Linked DNA regions of Homo sapiens: all the other regions are linked to region 1. A link is a loop called in an ENCODE intact Hi-C map of the cell type or tissue named here. Cell type or tissue: HepG2. All regions are shown on one strand. Region 1 has its middle 18 kb from the start of LINC01121. Region 2 holds the start of LOC105374577 (a long non-coding RNA gene). Region 3 overlaps SRBD1 (S1 RNA binding domain 1).

The links. A loop is a pair of places that touch in the nucleus more often than their neighbours do. Peaks named below come from ENCODE experiments on the same cell type or tissue, not always from the same donor. Only the 100,000 strongest peaks of a DNase experiment are listed, where the experiment ranks them.
Region 2: a loop joins it to region 1, with 6 times the contacts of the local background. A loop is called at or near these places in 3 of 110 quality-filtered maps.
Region 3: it touches region 1 in a loop (16-fold over the local background); 2 of 110 quality-filtered maps call a loop at or near these places.

Annotation. Positions count from the first base shown.
Region 1 is chr2:45,268,779-45,276,778 of GRCh38, reverse strand. No RefSeq gene overlaps it. Among named protein-coding and RNA genes, the nearest start is that of LINC01121, 18 kb to the right of the region's middle. In HepG2, no CTCF peak of the experiment used is centred here; DNase peaks (open chromatin) are centred at 1,148, 2,108, 3,058 and 4,038; H3K4me3 peaks cover 734 bases; H3K27me3 peaks cover 354 bases.
Region 2 is chr2:45,327,199-45,335,198 of GRCh38, reverse strand. It overlaps LOC105374577 (a long non-coding RNA gene), which reads right to left and starts at 3,910. Exons shown (of 2, transcript XR_001739448.2): 1 at 3,260-3,910; 2 at 1,622-2,388. In HepG2, a CTCF peak has its summit at 5,691; DNase peaks (open chromatin) are centred at 4,018, 4,388 and 5,698; H3K27me3 peaks cover 4,449 bases.
Region 3 is chr2:45,466,806-45,474,805 of GRCh38, reverse strand. All of the region lies in intron 16 of SRBD1 (S1 RNA binding domain 1), which reads left to right. Among named protein-coding and RNA genes, the nearest start is that of SRBD1, 140 kb to the left of the region's middle. In HepG2, no CTCF peak of the experiment used is centred here; DNase peaks (open chromatin) are centred at 4,875 and 5,405.

The sequences.
Region 1 (8,000 bases):
ATCACACCAGGCTAATTTTTAATTTTTTTGTAGAGACCCCTATCTCTACAATAAATTTAAAAATTAGCCTGGTGTGATGTTGCCCAGGCTGGTCTCAAACTCCTGGACTCAAGTGATCCTCCCACCTTAACCTCCCAGAGTGCTAGGATTAGAGGCATGAGCCCCTGCGTCCAGCCAAGATTCCATTCTTGACTAAACTTTTGAACAAAGGAAAAATACAAATTTAGGACCAGTGAGTAGGCTTCTTTCTACTTTGTGGACTGAGTTTACAGAGAGACAAGAAAGAAGTCATTGGAGGGGGAAGAAAAAGAGTCTCCTGGGTTCCCCCATGGCCTTCCATTTTCTGATTCCAGAGCCTGCCTTAGGCTCAGCTGTTCTGGCCCTTGGGTTCTGTGAGAACTGCACTTGCATGTTGAAGTTGGCTTGAGTTGGTTTCTGTTTCTTGCAATCAAAACAATTCTCCTTAATAAAGAAGGGGACCCTATTTATTTTACCATAAAGAAGTGAGAGGGTTTGGAAAAGAAAGGTGATTGAACCAGGGGTTCAGAATTTACTTACTTAAGTTCAGGGTCTTTTGTCTCATACCATCTTACTTAAACAAAATTTCAGCATGGAGTAGCCTCAACCTTGGACTTGAAGATTTTATGAGCTGCTTCTCATACCTAAGAATTGTGTGTTCTCTCAACCTCACTCAGTCCTGCAACCTAGAACAATAATGTTGACTCCTTACCTTTGTTGAATGTTGAATGCCTTATGGTTTACAAAGCCCAGGTTACATTCGTAGGATGCCACTAACATGACTGCTCATGCAGTGTATCTCCTGTGCTCTGAGCATTGTGTATATGCTATTTAAAATTGTCATTTAAAGGAGAAGCCTCCTGCCAGAAACTTTACAATCAGGCATGTTTCCTTGTGTGGATGACACCACCAAAAAAAATGGGGTTAAATTAAGAAAGAAGGTAGATTTAATCAGCAGCGTGGAAAGAAGCAATGGGTGAAGGGGGTAGGAGGTGGGGGCACAAGCCCCAGAAATCTTCAAGAACAGAAGTGACATGATCAAGACATATATTTGTCTGACATCAGGGGCCACAGCCCTGTCCTCTTGGGTTCTTTACCAGCCCTGGACTTTTACATTTCTGAATGATGAAGTCATCGTGTGTGAACCTGCCCCAGTGCACTGATTCTGAGTGACCAGTTTATACCACAGTAGCCCAATGTTAGTTCCTAGTCTCACTAAGCCCATTTCCTCGTCATAAAACAGGACTGAAAACACTTTCAGTGTATTATTCAGAGTTCTCCAGAGAAACAGAACCAACAAGGGGTGTGTTTGTGTGTGTGTGTGTGTGTGTGTGTGAGAGAGAGAGAGATAGTAGACAGAGAGCAAGAGAGGGAAGACAGAGAAAAAGATTTAAATAATTGGCTCACATGATTGTAGAGGTTCAAGTCCAAAATCTGCAGGGTAGACCATGAGGCTGAAGACTCAGGGGCAAGTCATGGGCTGAGTCCAAAGGCAGGTTGCCGGCAGCATTGCTTCTTGCTCTGGGAGGCAACTCTTTGTTCTGTTAAGGCCTTCAGCTGTTTAGATGAAGCCCACCCACATTATGGAGTGTAATCTGCTTTCCTCAAAGCCCGTTTAACTTGATTTAAATGTTAATCTCATCTAAAAAATACTTTCACAGAAACATATAGAATGATGTTTGACCAAATATCTGGGCACTATAGCACAGCCAAATTGACGTAAGAAATTAACTATCACAACTTGTCTCATAGGACAGGCCTGAAAGCTTTAGTCAGAAAATATGAAGGGTGTTTTGTAAATTGTAAACCACTTTGTACTGCTAAGGGTGATGGGAAGAGAGGATCTTTACAGATTCCTCCCCGACTCCCAAGAGAGAGTGTCCTGGCCCTCAGAGGGTTAAGGAACCCCTGACCCCATTGCCCTTCCACCTGCTGTCTGAGCTGTCTCGCCTCATGCAGCCCTTCAGGTGAGGGGCACTAGAGAGGGCCTGGAGTTGCCTGACACCGGATACTTCCTTCCTGCCTGGATTAGAGGCATATTGTCAATATCATGTCTGTGTTTACTAAATTAACAAATGGACTTCAAGTTAAACACTGGGTGATTGTGAGACAGATTTTTAAAAAATGTTCCCCGGGCTCAGGGGATCACTCACAGGTGATGGGATGTTTGCCTTTTTTTTTGGACTGCCGGCCTTTAACATCATGTCACTTTAAATTGCTTTTCATGGAAAGCTGCCTCCCTGCCATTCTTCAGCCTCAGCAGAGAGCCTCCGGGCAGGCATTTCTGTGCACAGCTGGAACCCTGCCTTACTATGGGGCGAACTTCTTTCTTCTGGGCCCAACAGAGACAAATATCCTCTGAACAGCGGCTCCAGAATGGAAAATAAAGTGAATGCCTTGCTCATAGGCACTCCCCACTGGGGATTTCTACCAATGGGCAGAGTGGGGCTTCCAGCCAGTTTTTTGCAGCCTGCTAATGAACAGGTGGCACAGAAAGCAAAGGTTTCTCTGGGAAGCTGGCAGGACACCAGCATCTGGCCTTCATGTCTCCTTTGCATCTAGATGTGATCAGGTCCACATCAAAATACCCAGAGATTTGACTGCATCTTCGCATTTGCTTCTGGAGAGCTGGTGGTGGAGAGGGTGCCTCCCTAGGATAACATAGCTCTGCTCCTGGGATACACTGACTTAAACATCTCTCAGTGATGTGACATACCTTGAACCCAAGGAGGCAGGCTGCTTGAGAGCAGGCCTTCATGTAGACAAAGTGATGAATATCTTTTGTAGATTTTCATTTTGGGCTTCATTTTGTAGCCTATTGATTTTTAATGCTATTTATTTTGGAAAGCCATTAAAGGGAAAGAAAGGAGTGGATTTCAACACCTCCACCATGTGCTGTTCTGCAGTTGTTTCTGTAAGGCAGCAAAGCAGCCATTTGGAAAGTGAAAGACTTAGGTCAATTATTTTTCTTTCCTTGGCTTACTGGACAGCAAAGAGCTGGTTTAACTGAATTGACCAGTTGTTTGATGAACCAATCAATCAGCAAATATTTGTTTTGTGAGGCCTGTGAGCAAGGCACTCACTGTTTGATTAAATCATGTGATGAAACAGAACAAATAGACCTGTCTTCTAGGCCCCTTGCAGACCGTCTAGCTGTGTGCAGCTAATTACCCTACCACCTCTAATTACAGATACACGCTCAAACTCAGCACTTTTCCTTGAACCAAAAGTTAATCCTAGAAATCTGGTAATGCAATTACTGTGCTTGTTTCAACAAGTGAGAGAGAGAGGGAGGGAGGGAGAGAGAGAAGGAAAGGGAAGAAAGAGAAAGAGAGAGAGGGAAAATATGAATATGCTCCATTTATGCAGCCCTACAATGAGGGAGGGTTATAAAAAGACTTTTATACCCAAGGAATAATGAACGTCTGTAATTGAACTTAGTTTGGTGTCTAAGATTTGGCTTTGAAAAAGGAGCCGGAATCAACTTTCCTAAGTGGTCTTTAATGTGTTCCCAAGGGTTTAGCTTTTTCATTAGCTGAGTTTTTAATTGATGTCAAAACTCAAAGTCAGGACAATATTTTAAGAAGGAGAAAAGAAAGAAAACACTGAGGAAACACACAAAACAACCACAAAACCCTTAAACCACAACAGGGAAAAAAACCATGTCTTTCTTTTAAACATCATCTTAGTATAAGGTAAACTGATCTGTCAGATAGGCTTGTCATATCCACATATTTTATAATCCAATATGTTCAGGCAAGAATTTTGGCACGACCTGCCAACAGCAATTCTGAACTTTTCCTGACATTTTAAAGAGCACATAATATGTTGGGGGGAGGTGGGTTTTGGGGAGTCCTTAACCCTTTCATTCAGCATCTGGGAGTCCTTTGGAAATATGCATCGCCTAAGAGCAGCACCCAGGGGAGGACCTGTCACAGGCACAGATGATGACAAGGCTTGAGCTCTGACAGTGGCTATTGCCACAGCCCCCACCTGTGGCCTCTCCCCAACCTGTGCATCAGGATGACCTTGAAACCAAACCCTCTGTTACAAATGAGCTCACTTGGAACACCATCCCATTCAGTTCAGCTCATGGAATCACAGAGTTGCATGGGACTGTTTGATGATTTAATTCAGGTGTGCTCAGTCTTGGCTGTGCATTGGAATCACCTGCAGTACTTAAAAAAAGGACAAAAACTGATGTCCAGTCCTACCCAACACTTGTCAAAAAGAATCCCTGGAATAGGCCCTGGCTAGTGAGACTGCTTCTAAGTTTCCAGGTGATTCTAATGTGATGCTAGGGTTGAGGACCACAGTACAACCTTTAATTTTACAGATGAGGAAACCGAAGCCCCAAGATGGAGGTGAGTATCAGTGTCTATACCAGGAATCGTATCCAGGCACGAGTCAACTTGGTTGCTTCATGGTCATTGAACACCTGCAGAGTGCCCAGTCCTGCCTGGGACACAATGGGGATTACAAGAAGAACCTGAAGCTTGCTCCCTGCCCTCAGGCGTGCACAGCCTCGGTGGGGTGGCAGAACTGATGGATGAAGCAGTCAAAAGAACACCACAGGGCACTGTCTAGTCAGGGGCTGAGTTTCATAACATCAAGTGCCAAATCCAGACTACAGTGTCCTGGAAGAGATGCCAACAACATGGGAAGTATTACTGGAGTCAGGAAGTCAAAGGCAGAGCTCAGGATGGGGAGATGTGGCCAGCAAAGGAAAGGAGCAGGCACTTCAAGGAAAAAGCTCGAGTGACAACGGGAGGTTGGAATGAGGGATGCCTGGGTCACATGCTTTGGTGGCCTTTGAAGGAGAAAGCTTAGGCACTGGGGGAAGTGTGTTAGATACGAGGAGGGATTTGGGACAGAGAGGCTGATGCTGCCGACAGAGAAAATTCTCAGCAGATAGGCGTAAGAGTGACTGCCTGCTCTGCATGGGAGGACATCACTGAAGGTTAAAATGAAAAGGCAGAAGGGACCCAACATGAAGATGCCTTTGGTGAGAATGCTGTTCTTATGGGTTGGTGCCCACGTCATACCAATTGTTAAATATTTTAAAGATCTTCCCAGCATCACATCCTTGGCCAAGTGGTGCCATGTACTTTGGGGGCATTATCTTGAGTTGTGCATTTTGGGGAATCCTGTGCTTCTGCAGGGAGGAGGTGGCTAAAGCTCGGTGACTTCTGGTAGAAGTGGCTGGAGAAAGGCTTCAAGTCAATGATTTTTTTTAAAGGGCCCATGTTCTCAGCCTGTGGCTCCGTTCCCCTCCTGCCACCAGCAACAGCAGCTGAGGGACCGTGGGATCTGTGGGGTCTCTCCTCCTGTGCACATGTCTCTTTACTGAGGCCAAGTGATCTTGTGTCACACCCCCTCCCCTTTGCTCTCTTCCCCTGGATTCCCTGCATGGTTGTCTGCTCCCTGCCTTGATTCTGTGGCTCAAACCTGCCTTGATTGTGCTTTGTATAAAAATAGTCCCAGAGGGCTGGGTCTTGGGGCCAGCATCCTAGACCAAGAAGTAGCTTTTGGAAGGGGAAACAGATATGCTTGTCATATCCACATATTTTATAATCCAATATGTTCAGGCAAGAATTTTGGCACAACCTCACTAGCCAGGGTCTATTCCAGGTATCAAATGCCCTGTATCAGATGCCCCTGTCCTTTGGAGCCACTTTGCCAAGAGCCCCTAAGGAGCCGACAGGGAGACAGGCATTCCTCTTGGGTCCACTACTTAGTTGTGCTGCCTTTTTTCAAATCACGTTTGTCTCCTGATTGTCATCTTCTCTATTCACTTTCCAGGTGGTTGTGGCTATTGAGAAGCCACTCCCATCCTACCACAGCACTCTGGAAGCTTTGGAAAGCCCCTGGGATCCATGTTCTCTGAGCCCACTCCAAGGGTTTTTCTCCAGGAATCCTTCCTGGATTCAATTTTGCTCAACTTGACACTAATCAGAAACCCAGCTCAAAATTCTTATCTACCAAAAACTGGAGGAGAATGAACTAAGGATGACCTGACCATCTCTGATTTGTCTTTATAAGAAAGGAGTTCTGTTTATCTGATCACATTCCATGTGCCTTTGCCCAGGGAGTACATGGCTCGAGAGTTTTGAAGTCATTTGATCCAGCCCCTTTCATTTTACAGTCAGTGTAGATGGACGGCTAAGAAAGAAGGGTCTGGCGCCATATTTACTGGGTTTAAATCTTGGTGCCACTGCTTTGTAGCTGCGTGACCTTGGGCTTGTCACTTATACTCTTTGCACAGTGATAATAAACATCCTTGTTTCATTGGACAGAAGCCATGTTTAAAGAATGTGATGCATATAAAGTGCTTAGGATGGACCTGGTGAATAAATATCTTTTTATTATTGCTATAAATGAAGAACTTGAAACACCGACCCTATTCTGTAGATTTGCTGGAAACTGGATACTGGGAACTATTTTGTAACTTGTCATGTTAGTAAAGTGATTCTTAAACTTTTCACCAGAGTATTTCTAATATCAGAGAAGAGCAGAAACATAAACCCAAGGAATCTAGGGGCTTAGTTCCACATCATGACAGACACCTTGGGCATTTGTGTTATCTTAAAAAATGCATGACCTTTTTGCATTCTATTTTTCAATAGATCTGTGTTTGTTCTAATATCAAAATAGTGGTTTCTCTTCAAGCCCTTTATCTTTATAAAATCAACTCTCCTGGACGTAAACGATGGCTGCGCACTCCATGATGTGCATGTCTGTGAGCAACTCTGGTTTGAGGGATGTGAAGTTAGTGTATGGAGTATCTTAAATAGCCAGGCTGAGGACTGTTTCCATGAAGGACAGGACTTCAGATCTCTTACAGGAAGCAGAAGGGGAAGGTTACACACAAGCAGCACCTCCTTCTGGGAGCGAGACACGGCCAGCAATGCAAGATGATGATAACTTCATCCCTGAATGTTGGCAGCTTTTTGTTTTTGGCAGACTTAGAGGCCCCTCTCTATGACTCTCTGGGCTCCAGACTGGGGGCTCTGGTCCCACTATGCCTTAGGGAGGCCACAGATCTGAAAGATGTAGCGTGACTTGGTGCCTCGAGGCTGGCTGTGTGGTGAAACGGAGTCCAGACAGACTGTCAGCGTGGAAACCATGCGGTGACAGCTTCCTTCACCCTCCAGACCTGTCAGCTCTCAGGAGTACTGACAGGCCTCTAATAATAAGGTAAACAAAGGCTTTAGAGCATGGAGGAGGAATGCTGGAATTTTTCCTTTAATGTCTTTCTATTCATAACATGTCACAGAGCTAACGCCTAGCCCCGTAGAAGTAGCAGCTCCTGGCTTTTAAGATCTCCCAAGGAAGGTGAGGAGAGAGTCCTGGAGCTCCAGGGGCTGAGCTCAGAGTCACAGCCAGTCTCTGGCCATGGGCCAGGCATCTGGCCACTTCCTTGGGAAGTCCAATTGCTCATAAGTTTCCATCTTTTAGGGTGAAATCCAGACTCTCTAGCCTGGTGGTCAAGGCTGGGTCATGGCCACCATCCAGCTTTATCTCTGGATAACACTCTGGTGCTGCTCTATACCTGCTCCCCTTTCCCACCCAGGAAGTTCCACCCCAGTTCTCTCTGTTGATGTAGGCAGCTTCCAGGAAAAGCCACCTCTATTTTCTTCTCAGAGGTCTTGCCAGTGTGCGTGCTCCCATCAGCTCCAGAAAAGCTGGCAACTTTTCTGCATCAAATCTTGGGTGTTTCTGCCCCTACCTTGGGTATTTCTGCCTCCTGGGTCTCTTTCTTATCCACCTTCCTACAATCCCCCTAGTAAGGCAGACCCCCTTTGCAGGGTGAGGATGGCAGTAATGCAGCATTTCTGTGCCATTACTTACAAAGACAAATGGCCTGTGAGCCTTTTAGGATGTAATTTAAAAGCCATTTGTCTAGCAGTAATAACTGGAAATGGAGTTCCACTGTAGGCCGGCATGACTTCCTTTAGGAGCGAGGGATCTGCTAATGGTGT
Region 2 (8,000 bases), 58 kb before region 1:
TCCAAGACCTCATATGAGTTCTTAAACCAGTCTGTTGGTTTCAGACTCCAGGCACAACTCACCTATCCTTCCTGCCCAGCTTCTGGGACACAAGTCCTCACCCCTGCCCCTTGGCCCTCCCACATCCCCTGCAGTGTCAGTGCTGGGTGAGGGTCACTCGCCGGATGGTCCCAGGGTACGGAACTCCTTCTTGCCCAAAACCAGTGCTGCTCTTGGCCAGCCTGGCCTTGAGAGCTTTGCTTAGCAAGAGCCTCCTGAGCGTTCTCCCAGCTTCTGCTACTGACCCCGCTAGCCACCCAAGTCTAAGCAGTTTGATCATTCCTCCAAATTCCAATCTTCTCAACCCTTCATGCTCACCTTGACCTTCAGAGCTTCTGAGAGTTTGAACAGAGCCAATTGAGCCCCCCTGGTAAGTCTGGGGCACAGAATGGGGCTGGGGAGGGGCGTCAGCCACGCGAACAGAGCTGCCTGCCACTAAGGTCCTGTTACACAGAGGAGGAGACTGGGGCCCCACGTCACTGAGCCTGTGAGTGACCGGGTGAGAAAGGAAACCTCCACCTTCTGAACCCAGGCCAGTGCAGATGAGAGTCATACCCAGTCCAGGGAAAGGGAAAGCAGGCCTCCGAAAGAGCACATGCCAGTGCCTGGGGCTGATTCTGAAGGCCACCCTCTCCCCCAACGCCGGCCTTCAGGCCCAAGCACCCTGGGGCGCTCCCAGGCGCAGGTGGGCCATGGGCTGCCCGCATCCCCACCGCTAACAAAGGCCCCGCGCCCTGGCGGCCTCCCGAGGCCGGCGGCCTTTGAAGCGCACAGCCTGGATTATTTAATATAATGGAACAGTGCAACCTGACCCATCAGAGACATAAATTTCCAGGTGTTTTAAATTTGTTTTCCCCGTCAGAATGGTAAATGGCAGATAGTAAAATTCGGCACCAGGTCGTGGCTGTGGGTGCAGAGCTGGCCACAGGCTGAGCTCCTGCCACTCCAGGGTGGGCTTGGCGGCCTAGGCAGCCCAGGGTGCACCAGAGGTGGCCCCGTGTCCACGGACTACCCTGGACATGAGGCTCCGAAGCTCTGAAAAGGATCCTAGGCCAGGGCTGGGTGGGGATCCCGGGTCCTTAGTTTCAGAAGGAGTCTCAGGGTATCTAAGTCTTCTGGCCATGAGGGTCTCTCACCCTGACATCTGTGCAGAGAAACCAGCAGCCCCACGCCCCCTAGGTTAATTGAGGTGTGAGTGCCTGTAACACCCATAACGAGGTTTCTATTGCTCTTGCCAAGTTCCATTATGGACGCATCTGCTTTCTGATTTTTCCAAGATGGTTTGATTTTTTTTTCTTTAAGTCCAAACTACAAAGGAACAGTCTGCACAGTAGCTTTTTGCAGAAGGTAAGAGATGCTGACTGCTTTTTCCAGACCCCTGCTTTTTTGAGATGTGTCAGAATCCACAGGGCGGCTGCTGAGGATAGATATTACTCCGAGTGATTCTGGAGAAATCTGATCCTCGCTGCCACTCCCCACAGGGCCCTTCACCCTTTTCCCTTCAAAGTCATAAAGGATGTCTACCTTTGTGAGGCAGATTCCCCTGCCTGCTACCTACAAACCTGTGATCTGTCACTTTGAATGGATAAATCATTTCATATTTATTTCCCAAATGGAAGCACTGGCTCAGAGAAGGTGGAAACGCCAGAAATTAGTGTAATTTAGGGGATGGAAGTGGGAAGGCCCTTGTTCCTTACCAAGATAATTGTCATTCTCTACTTGCTTTGGGGATAGGGCCTTAAACACGGATAGCTTCTGGTGTAATGAAATAGTTACATTTTACTGATAAAGTTCTCTCTATTGGTCCAGCGTTGTGTGTGTGAGTGTGTACATGTGTGTGTGTCTGTGGGGGATTGGGACCAAGGAAACCCAATGCAGATCTGTGAGACAGTAGAGACAGTAGGCGTCAGCTGGCCCTCGAACTTACCCTCTGGTACCCACAGATGCGCACAGCTCACAAAGCTGTGTATGGAAGGTGTCAGTGGAGCAGGGACAGTCGTTGGGACTAAGAAACTCAGAAGCTAGAGACAGGACAGACTCTTTCTGGCCTCGTGGTGAGGGAGAGGCTTTCTGGAGGAGGTCAGCCTTCAGGCTGGGGCTAGGGAGATGCCGAGGGAGGGGCAAGCATGAGCTCAGGAAGGAGGAAGGCAATGTGCAGTTGGGGCTAGAGGACAGTGAGAGATGGTGTGTAAAGACCAGAGCCTGGTGGGGCAGGACCTCAGGTGTCCTGAGAAAGCTGCTCCCCTGCCTGTTGGCCTTGCAGTTGTGTTTTCAGCCTGGAGTTTCTTCCTGATGACATGGCCCCAAGAGCAGGAGAGTGCTTCAAAGGTCAACTTCCTGGGCTCATTCCTGGAAACAGGAAACAGCGATTAGCAAATCAATTAATTAAGGCCCAGTAAACCACTGGATTATAAAGAATGGTTATTTGTTAACTGAAGACAGACCTTGGCCCCTGCTCAGAGGTGTGATTCTGGGAGAAGGCTGACCAGGAGCATGCTGAAGACAGAGGCAGGACTACCTATGTGTGAAATTCCAGCAGCCCAGCTCTGCTGATGACAGAAATGGCCATAATAAACCAAGGAGGTCACAAGTCAAGCAAATAATTTGGTTGACAAATAGGAGTATAAACAAGACCTTGATTAATGAATTTCCTAATAGTTCTCTGTTTATTGACATTAGCTCAGCTTGGTCATTAAGCCTGACATTGCCCATATATGTTGCATAGCATAACACCTTCCATTCATTCTGAGACTGCTTTGTAGCTTTTTGCCTGGATGTTTTATGCTTTAAGTCTTGTCTCCCTCACTGGGCCAGGAGCACCTAGTTCTGAGAACCCTTTCTATGCTTGCTGAAGAAAGAGGAAGGTCCTGGAGCTTCCTGTGAGTGGTAAATAGAGAAGTGAGAGAAGAAAGAAAAGCCTCCAGCTTCAGCATCTTAAATCCTAGGCATTGGGCTGGGAATCAGGGTCCAGCTCCCTCTCACTGTAACTATTGTTTCCCTTTTGGACTAACCTGTTGTACCTGGATTGCTCCATCTTTGAGGGGAAGGGCTCATTCTAGAAGGCCCTTCCTCCTCCTGGTGTTACAGGCATTGAAAAGGGAACACTGAATGGGCAGGAGAACGGAAAACACACTAAATAGAGCGAAGGTATCCCAGAAGAGCATGAGCTTCTCTGAGGCTTATCTTGGCCACCACTTAGCCTGCTTCTAACTGAACTTACCAAAGTGCTTTGGGGGACCTTAGCCATTGCCTCTGATGTTCAGAACCTAAGACGGGGTTGTCCTGGGAAATTGCCAGCGTGCCTAAAGTTGATCACCAATCCCTGGCCAGAGGACACCAAGAGCCCCTGTTATTGTCCATGGAATGGGAATGGGCTCTGTCAACCTGGGCCAAGAGTCCGGCCTGGAGCAGCTTTGTAGGCAGCTTTAGCAACACGGTGAAAAGCAAAAGCAGGAGGAGTTGAAGCTGTAAATGCCAGCTGTATTTTTATTGGTCGTCTGCAACTTCAAAGCTTTCACCTCTTTAAAGGAGGCCCACGCAGGTATCCAGTCGGCTCTCCGAGCTCCCGGCCTTGATGCCTTATTGATTTTCAATGTGGCTTGACTCCCAGGTGGGCAGACTTCAAACTGGTCTGTATTTTTCTGCTGTCATGTTTCCATCCTTGTTAGTTTCCATCTCCAGCAAGATCCTGGGCATGTTTGAGGGCAGCTTTCCTTCTTTGGCTTTCTCTCAATGTTCTGGACAGCATTTCAGACATCCAGGGCCGCCACCGCTGGAGTTGTGTCTTGTGTGATTAATACCCAGCTGTGCCAGATGCTGGCAAGTGCAAGAGAGAAGATGCAGCCTTGCTCTCAAGGGATTCACACCCATCGGTCCATCTAAGTGTTTTCTCAGTGTGGTCACTAGGGAAGGTGTGGCCAGCGGTGGAGGGTGGGGCTGGTCACTTGATGCCACCACCCCCTTTAACACATGCTCTTCAGGACTGACCTGAAGCTGCCAAGTGTTTACTGAGCTGTTGTTTGCCCAGTACCGGGGAGAACAAACATTCATTCAGTGCCTACTACAAATATTCATTAATACGTTCATTAAGTGCCTGTAGTAGGCCAGGCACTGAGCTTTGCTGATATTTACTAGTAGCTTTATCTAAATTTCATGTAAATTCTATGCCACTCTGTGAAGCAGGTTATTCTTAGCTCCCTTTTATAAATGACCATGCCGGATTGCAGGGGTTTAATAATTTGCCCAAGCTTACTTCACAAGCAAAAGGCTGAGCAGGGTCTGAGCTGCTCTTGCTTGAGCACACCAGGCTGGACTGGGTGTCTGTGTGTGTTGGGGAGGAAAGGGTACAGGAAGCTTGTCATCTCATTGGCACACAAATCCTATTCATGTGGAATAAATGAGCAAGATGAGGCATATGTGTGGCAATAATAACAAAAGCAAACATTTCTGGCTGGGTGCAGTGGCTCACAGCTGTAATCCCAACACTTGGGGAGGCTGAGGCTGGCAGATCGCTTGAGGTCAGGGGTTTGAGACCAGCCTGGCCGACATGGTAAAACCCCGTTTCTACTAAAAATACAAAAAATATCAGCTGGACGTTGCACGCCTGTAACCTAAGCTACTCGGGAGGTGAGGCACGAGAATCGCTTGAACCCTGGAGGTGGAGGTTGCATGAGCTGAGATCATGCCGCTGCACTCCAGCCTGGGCAACAGAGTGAGACTCTGTCTCAAAACCAAACCAAACAAAAAAACCAATAGCAAATATTTCTATAGCACCTACCAGGTGTCAGGGACTGTTCAAGTGTTTCACCAATATGAGCTAATCCGCATGAGTGCATGGAGGCCCAGAGGAGTTGGGTAATTCTCCCAAAGGCACGCAGCTGGGAAATGTCAGAGTTGAGATTCAGACACTGTGTCTTAAACACTTCATTGAGTGTCAAGACGGCCAGCGAGGGGCACCAGCAGTGTGGACTGAGCAGTGCCTTCTCTTTGAGAGCTTCACTGCCTGCTTTCCCAGACTTGACCTCTTCTAACCTCCAAAGAGCTGTGAGGCAGTGGCCAGGCCTCAGTGTCACCCTCCTTGATAGATTAGGCAGACAGATATCAAGTGGGTACTCAGGATGACCCAGACCACAACCCAGCCTCCTGTCTTTCCACTGCTGGGGCTTTCTAGAGGAAAAAAAAGTATCTTATCCAGTTGGGACATTGAAGAGATGTTTGGTTAGAAGTGTCTCACCTGCAAATCTGGGACAAACAGATCCAGAAAAGCGGTATCCTAAGAAGCTGATCCAGGAAAGCCAGTTCCTCGCCTGCAGTTCCATCTGCTCTGGCTGCCAAGGGAGCTGGGAAAGTGATTTTTGTGACTATCAAAGAAAGAGGCAGTGTAGGTTGGAGAGGAGGCTGGGTCCAGGTCCTGGGGGAATTCCCTGGTGCCCTGGGCACAGGCCTTCTGCTCTGCAGCCTGCCTGGCTCAGCCATGCAGGAGGAGAGGCCTTTGAAGTCACAGACCACCAATAAAATTGCAGCTGGCAGCAGGAGCTTACAGGACTCCAGGCGTGAGATTTTACACCACTAAGGGGCTAAGCCAGTGTTGACAGGGCTTGGAATGTGCCCTGGACTCCTTTTTCTTCTGCAAAGAGCCACTAGGGTGCCTCAGACCCTGGCTACCCTGTCACCCAATCAATCCAGGCTGCAGCAAGGGCCCGTGAGTCACCACAGGGAAGCGAGAGGAGCAGCTTGCAGTGTGGACCCAAGCCTGAAGCACATGCAGCTAACGGCTACAGCGCTGCAGGCTGTGAGCCCAGGCTGGGTTGGGAGGGCACAGGCGAGGCAAGGCTGTGTGACAGATGTGAGACCAGCAGCAGGGGAGAGCAATGAGGATGGGAATGGTTGTGGGGAGGAGATCATACATGGTGGCCCTTTAGGTTTCAGTATTAGCAAAGGCATGGAGGCTGGAATAAAGGAGGCACTGTTGTTCTCCTTCCTCCCCCTCTTCTTTCTCCCTTTCCCTTGTCCTCTACTTCCTCCCTTTTCCTATAGTCTTTAAACTGCTCTTTACATCTGCCCCAGTGCTGGGCATGGCCCCGTTTCTCCTTCTAAGGAGCTCAGGATCTGAGACAGGCAGCATCCTCAAGGCTGGGCTTTGGATCAGGACCTGAAGAAAGGGGATCAGTTGATGCCAAGAGAACCTGGCCAAGCACCATGACTGCCCAGAGAGTCATGAGCACAGTGGGAGCAGAGCTGACCTTTGGCATCATCCTCACCCCTACCCAGAGTTTTCTCTGAGCACTCGCTCCCTGCCTCTTGGGAAGCAGCTACTGATGCATCTCTTCTGAGGCATTTGGTGATGGGTGGGTTCACTCCCTTCAAGGATGGTGAACAGCAGGAGCCCCAGGGATTGAGCTGAGTGGGGAGAGCCATTATCTGGATGTTGTAACCAGGAAGAGGAGCTGAAATAGATACCAAACAAACACAGGAGATGGGCAAATGAATGAGTAGGGAATGAGCCTGGAGGAGGAGGTTCTGGGAATGGGTCAGTGCCTGGGGTCTTCACTACGGCACTCCCCTAGACCCTAACCTAACTGAGCCAGGAGATCAGCAGGGCTTGTTTTCCTGACCCTGCTGATGTAGGAAGGAAACTGTCCACAACCAGCAAGGACTAGGAATTATAATACATTTGCATGTTACAAGATACTCCCACCAGCACAGTGATGGTTTATAAATGCCATGGCAATGCCCAGAAATGACTTTATATGCTTCTGGGAACTGCTCGCCCCTTTTCCGGAAAGTTCATGAATTACCCACCTCTTATTTAGCATCTAATTAGGAGTAGGGGTAAATATACCTAGCCAGCAATCCACCAGTGCTACTCTGCCTGTGGGATAGCCCTGCCCTGTCTGTGGAGCAGCCATTTTGTTGTATGCTGTTGCTCAAATCAACTTGCTTCCTTTCACTGTTGGCTCATGCTTGAATTATTTCCTGAGTGAAGCCAAGATCCCTCTTGGGCTAAGCCCCAATGTTGGGGTTCACCTGCATCATAACCAGTTGTCCCATTTGGGCAGAGACACTTATAAGAGTAACCTGGTTAAAGTTTCCAGTGATGGAACAGGAACCTTGATGGCGGACTATGGAGTCTGCAGGGGGCACGAGAGACTTGTGAGCAGGGAGCTTTGGTAATGTACCTGCACACACAGGTCACACTCCAAAGGCAGCCTGCTCATTTTCCCCTCCTCCTCACCCACCTCACCCCCCATGTTGGTCTTTTATGAAGAATTGTCCTCAGCAGGGAGAGGACAGTACTAGATCAGGTTGACTCCTCCAAACTTGCAAAGCTGTTGTCACTAGTATGATTGTTTGTCTTGGAAAAAGCAGACTCTTCCCTGCAGCTATAGCACTAAGAAAAGGGCTGATTGAAGAAGGGCTGGTAGACTCAGGTCAGACACATAAAGAGAACTGTTGTCTCACCCACCAGGGTTGGTGGGCCCAACTCACCATGTCCTGTCTAGAACCACAGGGAAAAACACCATAATTCTGGTCAGGCACTGGGGAAATGGGGATATATTAGTCTGTTTTGTGTTGCTCTAAGGGAATATCTGAGACTGAGTAATTTATGAAGAATAGAGGCTTTTTTTTGGCTTACGGTTCTGCAAGCTGTGCAAGGATGGGACCAGCATCTGCTCAGCTTCTGGTGAGCCCTCAGGAAACTTTTAGTCATGGCATACGGTACAGGGGGAGTGGACATGTCACATGGCAAGAGAGAGAGAGCAAGAGAGCTGCCAGGCTCCTTTAAACAACCAGCTCTTTCATGAACTAATAGAGTGAGAACTCACTCATTACCAAGAGGATTGCGCCAAGCTATTCATGAGAGATCTGCCCCCATGATCCAACATCTCCCACCAGCCACCCCCTCCAACACTGGGGATCACATGTCAACATGAGGCTTGGAGGGAAAAAATATCCAAACT
Region 3 (8,000 bases), 200 kb before region 1:
CCCTCCCATTAGTGGATGGAAATCTCAGGAATTCCTGACAGATACTAAGCATGGGGAATCACACTCATGGAGAAATAAAACCTGGTGGAGTCACAGTTCAAAACATATACAGATCATTGTGTATCATTATGTTCTTGAGGTAGGTGCAGTTCCCGGTAGAGCCAAACTAGTCAGATTCAAATAGTAGGGAGAGGGTCTGAAGTATTAGATAAGAAGATACATATAGCAAAGCTAGGCCTGTACTGACCTCCTCCTCCAGTATACTGTGAATCCAAGCTGAAGCACTGACCTTAACATAGGCCAGAGAGGCTGGGAGATAGCTCAAGAGACCTTCGAATGTCAGGAAGCTCAAGGAGCCTCATCCTGAGAAGATAAATTCCTGCCATGTACATGACACCTGGCATGATGTCCCACATTTCCCACATTATCACCGGAGGTGGGGAATAGTAAACAGAAACAGCATACACAGACAGACAGTTAGGGACTCTGAAACGATCTCACTACCAAGAATGATTAAACATTTGAGGAAAACCTATGGTAGACAAATGAGGCACCAAACTTAATAAACAAAAAGTAATAGCGAGTGAGACAATGAATAAGTAACAGAGACTTTGAAATAAGTAAAAGTAAGATTCATAGAGAGAAAAGAGATTATTGCATTTATAAAGAAATATGTATTAAAATGAATTCAAACCAATCAAATATCTTAGAATTTAAGAATGTAATTATCAGGATTAAAATGCATAATTGGACTAAATAGAGTGGACACGGTTAAAAGCAAATTAATGAATTGGAAGGTTGAATTCCTTCAGAATGCAGTTTTGAACTGAAAAAGGTGGAAAGCATGAACAAAAAGTCACATGATACAGAGGACGTTCTAAACCTTCAGCGTTCATCTGATGTAAAATTGAAATAGTATGGAGTTATAATCACAGAAGTAATAGGAAATTTTCCTGAACTGAAGACAGACAAGTCTTCTGAAAACACCTTATGAATGCAGAAGTAAAGAATAACAAAAGGCCAACACTAAATTCCTGCTTATGAAATTTCAGAATACGTGATAAAGAGGAACTGACTAAAAGTATTCAGAGAGCAAACAGTTTATCTGCAAAGGAAAGAATGAGATTGACAACAGTCCTATTATTGATAAAAAATAAATGATAGAAGATAGAATGCAGTAGTTGTGGAGTTGTGGGAAAAAACATTTTGAACTCATAATTCTAAATCAGGCAAACCATCAATTTAGTGTGAGTGGAAAATAAAAACAATTTTGAACCTTCTCTGATTGTTTCACACCTTCTTTGAAAGAATTGATGGAAGTACTCCCTTCCAAAAAGCAGGGGAGTGTCCAAAGAAGGGAAAGACATAACATGGGAAACATGTACACACAGTAAAATGTATAGTTGAGCCTGATAGTTTTTAAAATCTATAATGTTAATCTTTAAATATTTAAGTCTAGATCAGATCAGTTCAACATGGGAGAGTAGAAGAAAAAGAAATGATAAAAAGTATTAAGATTCTTTTTCAGGAAAAAGATTCAGATATAAATTAACTCTAGAATTTGATTAAAAATATAACCTGAAACATATGAAGAACAACCACCAATAAGATATTTAATATAAATCATGAGAGTAAAATGTAAAAAGTTTATAATTTCATCCAAAGGTAGAGAAAAGAAAATAAGAAAGTATAGGAAATAAACAACAAAATATAAGGAGATAGGAATAAGTAATAGGTATTTAAAAGTGAATGGGCTAACTTCCCCTATTAATAGAACTTAAGACTTTAAAAAATAAAGTACAGCTCTAACTTACATATGTGCAAGAGACACTCCTAAAGAAAAAAAAAACAACCTTGATATTAAAGATTTGGATTAAAATATTCCACATAAATGAAAAAGACAGCCATAGCAATGTTGACCTTAGACAAAATAGAACTTAAGGCAAAATCATGAAATAGGAAAAAGAAAGATATTTCATGTTAATAACAGTCTTCCAAGAAAGTATGATTGCCCTGAGCAATCTGTTACCTAACAGCATAGCTTCAAGAAATATGCATATTACAAACTTTTCTAAAAATTAGATGAGACAAATTCACTGTTTTTGCAGGAGTCTTAGTAGACCATACCATATTAATATATACATTTTAAAAACAGCTTGAAGCTAGGCATGGTGACACGCACCTGGCCTCAGCTACTCAGAACACTGAGGCAGGAGATCATTTGAGCCCAGGAGTTTAAGGCTATAGTGAGCAATGATCATGCCTTTGCATAGCCACTGCACTCCAGCCTGGATGACATAGTGAGACCCCCCCATCTCTTAAAAAGACAAACCCAGCTTTATTGGTTCATAATTGCACATCATACAATTCATTGATTTAAAATGTACAAGTCAGTGATTTTTTTAGTATAGTCATGGAGTTGTGAAAATAGAACATTTTTATCACCCCAAAAAGAAACGCATTCATTAGCAGTCATTCTCCGTTGTCCTTTCTTTACCAGCCCCAGACAACACTAATCTATTTTCCTCTAGATACTTCATATACATGGAATCATACAATATGTGGGTTTTTATGATTGACCTCTTTCACTTATAATGTTTTCAGAGGTGGTCTGCATTGCAGCATGTATCAGTACTTCATTCTTCTTTATGGCTAAGTAGTATTCCAGTGTGTGTATGTGTGGGTGTGGGTGTGTGAGATATTTTGTTCATTCATCAGTTGGTAGGCTTTTGGATTATTTATACCTTTCAAGTATTATAAATAATGCTGCTGTGAACATTTTTGTTCAAGTTTTTATGTATGTTTTCATTTCTCTTGGATGTATACCTCAGAATGGATTTGCTGGGTCATTTATTAACACATAATTTTAAAGCCATGTCATGAATTAGGAAAATTATTTGCCACAAATATATATGTATATGTGATAACTGCATATTATTAAGGTTTTGTTTTATTCTTGATTTATATACATTTATAGTTGGTTTATATAAAACATTTACATAAAATATGTAAAGAGCCACTACATACCATTTACTGTGGAAGAAACAAATTTCTCTCTATCAAAGAAACCCAAATTTTAGAGGGTGTTATTATTTCAACCTAACAATTAAGTAAAGTTGTAATAAGATGAAAATATCTGTGCAAGTCAGAAGGATACAGTGAGGTGAACATTTTATATACACTGCTGGTAGAAGTCTAAATTACTATTTCTAGCAAATAGTTAATACCTATTAAAATGCACTTGTAAAAATGCATTTCTTTTAGTTCTCCCTTTAGCTAGTTCTAAGACAATAAGAACTGCTGTTAAGATTCATACACAAGTTTACTGTAATAGCAAAATATTAGAAGCAACTACAATAGCAAAATAGTTTTTAAAATTATAGTATGAGTTGAAATATACAACTATTTAAACAGGCTTTCAAGGAAGATTTAATAATGTGAGAAATTGTTCTTGTAGTATTTTAAAATTTCAACAAAGTTGTTGCTCTAGAATAAAAACAATTTGTGTTTTAAAAATGTAGGCATGTGTTTACATTGAAGAAAAAAAACTAAGCAGGTGACTGATACTTGTTGATGTGATTTTTTTTCACTTTTTGATTTTCAAACTCCCTATAGTGAATATGTATTAGGAAAAATTTGTTGTAAAATGTATAGCCATTAATAGATTTCCCTTACAATCAGAGTGGGACTGAATTTATTTTTAGTCTGGACTTCTAAGTGCTTTCAGTATAAACTTAATACTTATTTTCATTTTGATTTAAGATATGAGTAGATGGACAAACATTGCTGTTTAAAAAATGAAAGCTGTTCAAAGAGAGAATGTTAAATAGATGAAATAATAGAAGCTATAATATTATTTCAATAGAAACTAAAATACTTTTGGTTTAATAACAGCTAAAATGCTAAAGGCAGCGTTCCAATCCTTGTCTTAGGAGATGGGGAGAGGTGATTTTAAAAACACATGCCTGTCATTATTTCTGGAGAGAGAGGCAGCCAGTGTGGTCAAATGACAACATATCCCTAACTGACCCCTAAAGACTTTGCTGGAAAGTGACTTGATGTTACTCCCAAGAAAACACTCCAGAGTGAGAGCAGGATGATGCAGGTTTGGCTCTGTTGAGTTCACTGGGACGTGGGGAATGGTGGTTTAGCTTGGCCTTGTCATATCCTGAAAGCTCAACTTAAATACATTGGATTTACTTGATAATTTTTTCTTCTTTGGACTGTGTTTTCGGTACTTTCATGCTCATTAACACCTCCATTTGGTAATGAACACACACAGTAAAGTAGGAAAGACTCAGAACAGTGCTCTTTCCTCCTTTGTGCCTCTCTGTTAGATCATTTGGTGATGATAGAGAATGAAATGGTTGGCCAAAATAAGTTTTTGGAACTGTTATTGGATTCTATATCCAGGCCATCTTTATTCTTCATTATTGTGGATAATGAATAATTACTGTAAAAGGAAAATCATCTTCCCAGCGGAAATTTTTCACAGTAAAACCTCAAAGGTGGGAATTTGCATTTTCTTTCATTCCTGCTCTGTGGAATCAATTCTATGTAAAAACAAATCAAAAAAATAAAAAACAAACTGTTTTATAGTCAACATGTAGAGATTATTAAATGGAGTTTTAGTTTAGGTCTAAATAAAGTAAGGTTTCTTGCCTGTTCTACAGTGTTTGCTCAAATCTTTTAAAACATTTTAATTCCTTAATTATCATAGTAAAGTGGGATACAGAAAAGAGTCTGTCCCATGCCCGGTCACCTAGGTGACTTTTGTTTGGATTTTTGCCCCATACACAAAAGCAGTATTTTGAAATAGAGAAAACACAAAGGTGAAACAGAGGAAATTGTTCTAAAACTGAGACATTATTTACACAGGTGAATTCTCTGCCAAAATGGTTTTGCAATGTTGTCCCTTGACTCTAAGGCCCAGGATATGGGCTGTACTGAATCTTTGCTTTACAGGGTATTATGAGTGAAATTCAGACTTAGCCTTGCAATTCAGATATTTCATTCACTTGTGACAAAGCAGAGACCTAACTGAAGGAAAACAAGTAATTGACCTTGACTAGGTGTATGAACCCAACTCATGTGTTAGAATTTGCTATTTATTCCTTAAATTTCAAGTTTTAAAATTTCTTTTCTGGGTATTTTTCCCTTCAGGATGAATTATGCTTCCTATGTTGAAATACTAGCTTTAGTTTTCTCAAGTTCCTGGAAATCACCAACAATGTAATAAGCCATGTATACACACACATAACCTAGTGTAACACCATTACTTATCTTTAAAAGAAATGTGAAATGATAGCATGATTTGAAGAACCTTTTACCAATAATGCCTTAAATTAAAATGACATATCTAATTTCCTTTATCTTTTGTTTGCTTACTCTGTGTATGTCATTGACCTTGGCAGTGAAACTAGATCCATTTCAGTTTCAAGTTCACCTTCTAGTTTTCGTGTTAGCACAGAAATCACTGTTACAGTTTCTAAAACTTTAAGTTACTTTCAGTGTTTAAAACTAATAATTATATGATCATTTAAAAAATTATATATAACATTAAAAATACTATCATGAAAGAAAAGATTAGTAAATTCTACTGCATTAGAATCTAAAACATCTCTCAGTCAGAAAACAATATATAGACCATCCATAGACAGGGAGAAGGTATTATATTTACAACACATAAACTATAAATGATACAGAATATGTAAAGGTCTCTTGCAAATCAAGACATGAAAAGACAATTCCAGAGAAAAACAGGCAAAGGCTATGAACAGGCAGTTCACAGAAGAGGAGATACAAAAGAATAATAAAGCTATGAAAAAATTTCTCTCTCTTACCATGAATGGAGGAAATGCATGCTAAAGCCATAAACCCTTCAGGCTGTCAAAAATTAGTCTGATAATTCAGATGTTAGCAAGCATGTGGAACACTTGGAATCTTGTACATTATTTATAGCAGTATAAATTGGTACCACCACTTTGGAGAGCACTGGAAGTTAACAGAGCTGGAGATGAGAATTCTCTTCAACTCAGCAATTCTGTTGCAGAATGTATATAGCCTAGAAAAATTCTCTAAAATGAACCTAAGAAGACATGCACAATAAATTCATTGAGACTGGGCACGGTGGCTCACACCTGTAATCCCAACACTTTGGGAGGCCGAGGTAGGAGGATTGCTTGAGCCCAGGAGTTTGAGACAGCCTGAGTGACATAGTGAGACGTCATCTCTACAAAAAAGTAAAACAATTAGCTGAGCATGGTGGTGCACACATGTAGTCCCAGCTACTGGGGAGGCTGAGGTGAAAGGATCACTTGGGCCCGGAAGATAAAGGCTGCATTGTGTTGTGATTATGCCACTGCACTCCAGCCAGGGCAACAGAGTGAGACCCTGTGTCAAAAAAAAAAAAAAAAAGTTCATTGAAGCAATATTTATAGTAGTGAAAATTTGGAAATACTGTGCTCATCATCTGGAAACTGGAAAGATACACTAGTAAAGTCAAGACTGTGAAAGAACAGATAGAGCAGTGAAAATGACTCAGAAATGCTAGATTAATATGGAGAAACCTCATAAGATGTAATGTTAAGCGAGAAAGTAAGTTGCAGAATATGTACAGTATTATAGGGCTGATATAAAATTTAAAAATATGAAATATATAGGATTTATGAATACCTATATATAGTAAGATTATAAAAATAAGCGCAGAATTTAAGATGATAGTTTGGATGGGGCATGGAACGAGAGAAAAATGGGAACTGGGAGAGGTACACCAGGAGTTTCAATCATATTTATAATATCTTATTTCTTAAACTGGTTGGTGTTGCTTATACTCTGTAACTTTTGTTAAATATTTCATAATTTTTTAACAAGATGCAGGAAAGCTTGGTCAAATGCTACAGATGCTTTAACTCGGGAACTTTGGCTTTCAGTTGGTTTTAGTGTCTTCCCTATATATTGATGAGTGTGTGTGTACATGTGTGTTTTACAATGAGAATTTACTTATAATCAGAAAAAGGTAAGCTATTTTCATTGTTAGTGAAAATTTAAATATACATTTCATATTATATGTTACCTTTCCCTTCATAATATTCTTAGAAATCTTTCTCAAGCCCCTAATGTTGCACGAAGTCAAATGCTTTGTAAGGCACAGTTTTGACACTATCTTAAAAAATATCTTATCTCATAAATGCAGGTTTTTCTTCTGTGAATTTTAGGAATTAAATAATTATTTTTCCCCCATGGTCATTTTAGACAGATGTGGCCTACGACAAACCTGTAGACTGCCAAATTTCTAGTGCTTATATACAGGGCAGAGTTGGGTAGAGCAGATGTTTAAGGAATTATGGTATCATATGTTACAGTAATGGTACTGTCATTTAACTAGCATTTATCGTATACTATTTTCTTTTCGCCACTACCTGCTTCCCTCACTCTTAAATTATTTAAATGAGAAACCTTAAGATTATGCAGGGGAGTTTTTAAAAATACCTAGGCTACATCTCCAGAGTTTGTAGTTTAATTGGTCTGGGGGTGGGCCCCACATGCCAACAAGCTTCTTAAAATTCACATGTAATTCAAATGTACAACCAGGGCGGAGAATCACTAGTTCTGAAAATACAGTCAGTAGACTAGCAGCATCAATATCATCTGACAATATGCTAGAAATGTGCATTCTTTCACTTGCTTCCCAGACCTGTAGGATCAGAAATTCAGGGGGATTGGACCCTGTAGTCTGTGTTTTATTGGCCTGGGTTTGAGAACCACTGGTCTCTAATGCTCCTCAAACTTGACTATGCATATAAAATCCCTTTGTTAAAGATGCAAACTCTGATTCAGTTAACCTGGAGTGAGCAATGACAGTCTGTGTTTCTAGGAAGCACTCAGGTGATAACTGTGCTGCTGGTCTGTTTTGATTAACAAGAGACCCTGCTGAAAGTCTCCTGGGCCCTCCCTCAGGCCTGTTGAATCAGAATCTGATTTTAACAAGATTTCTAGGT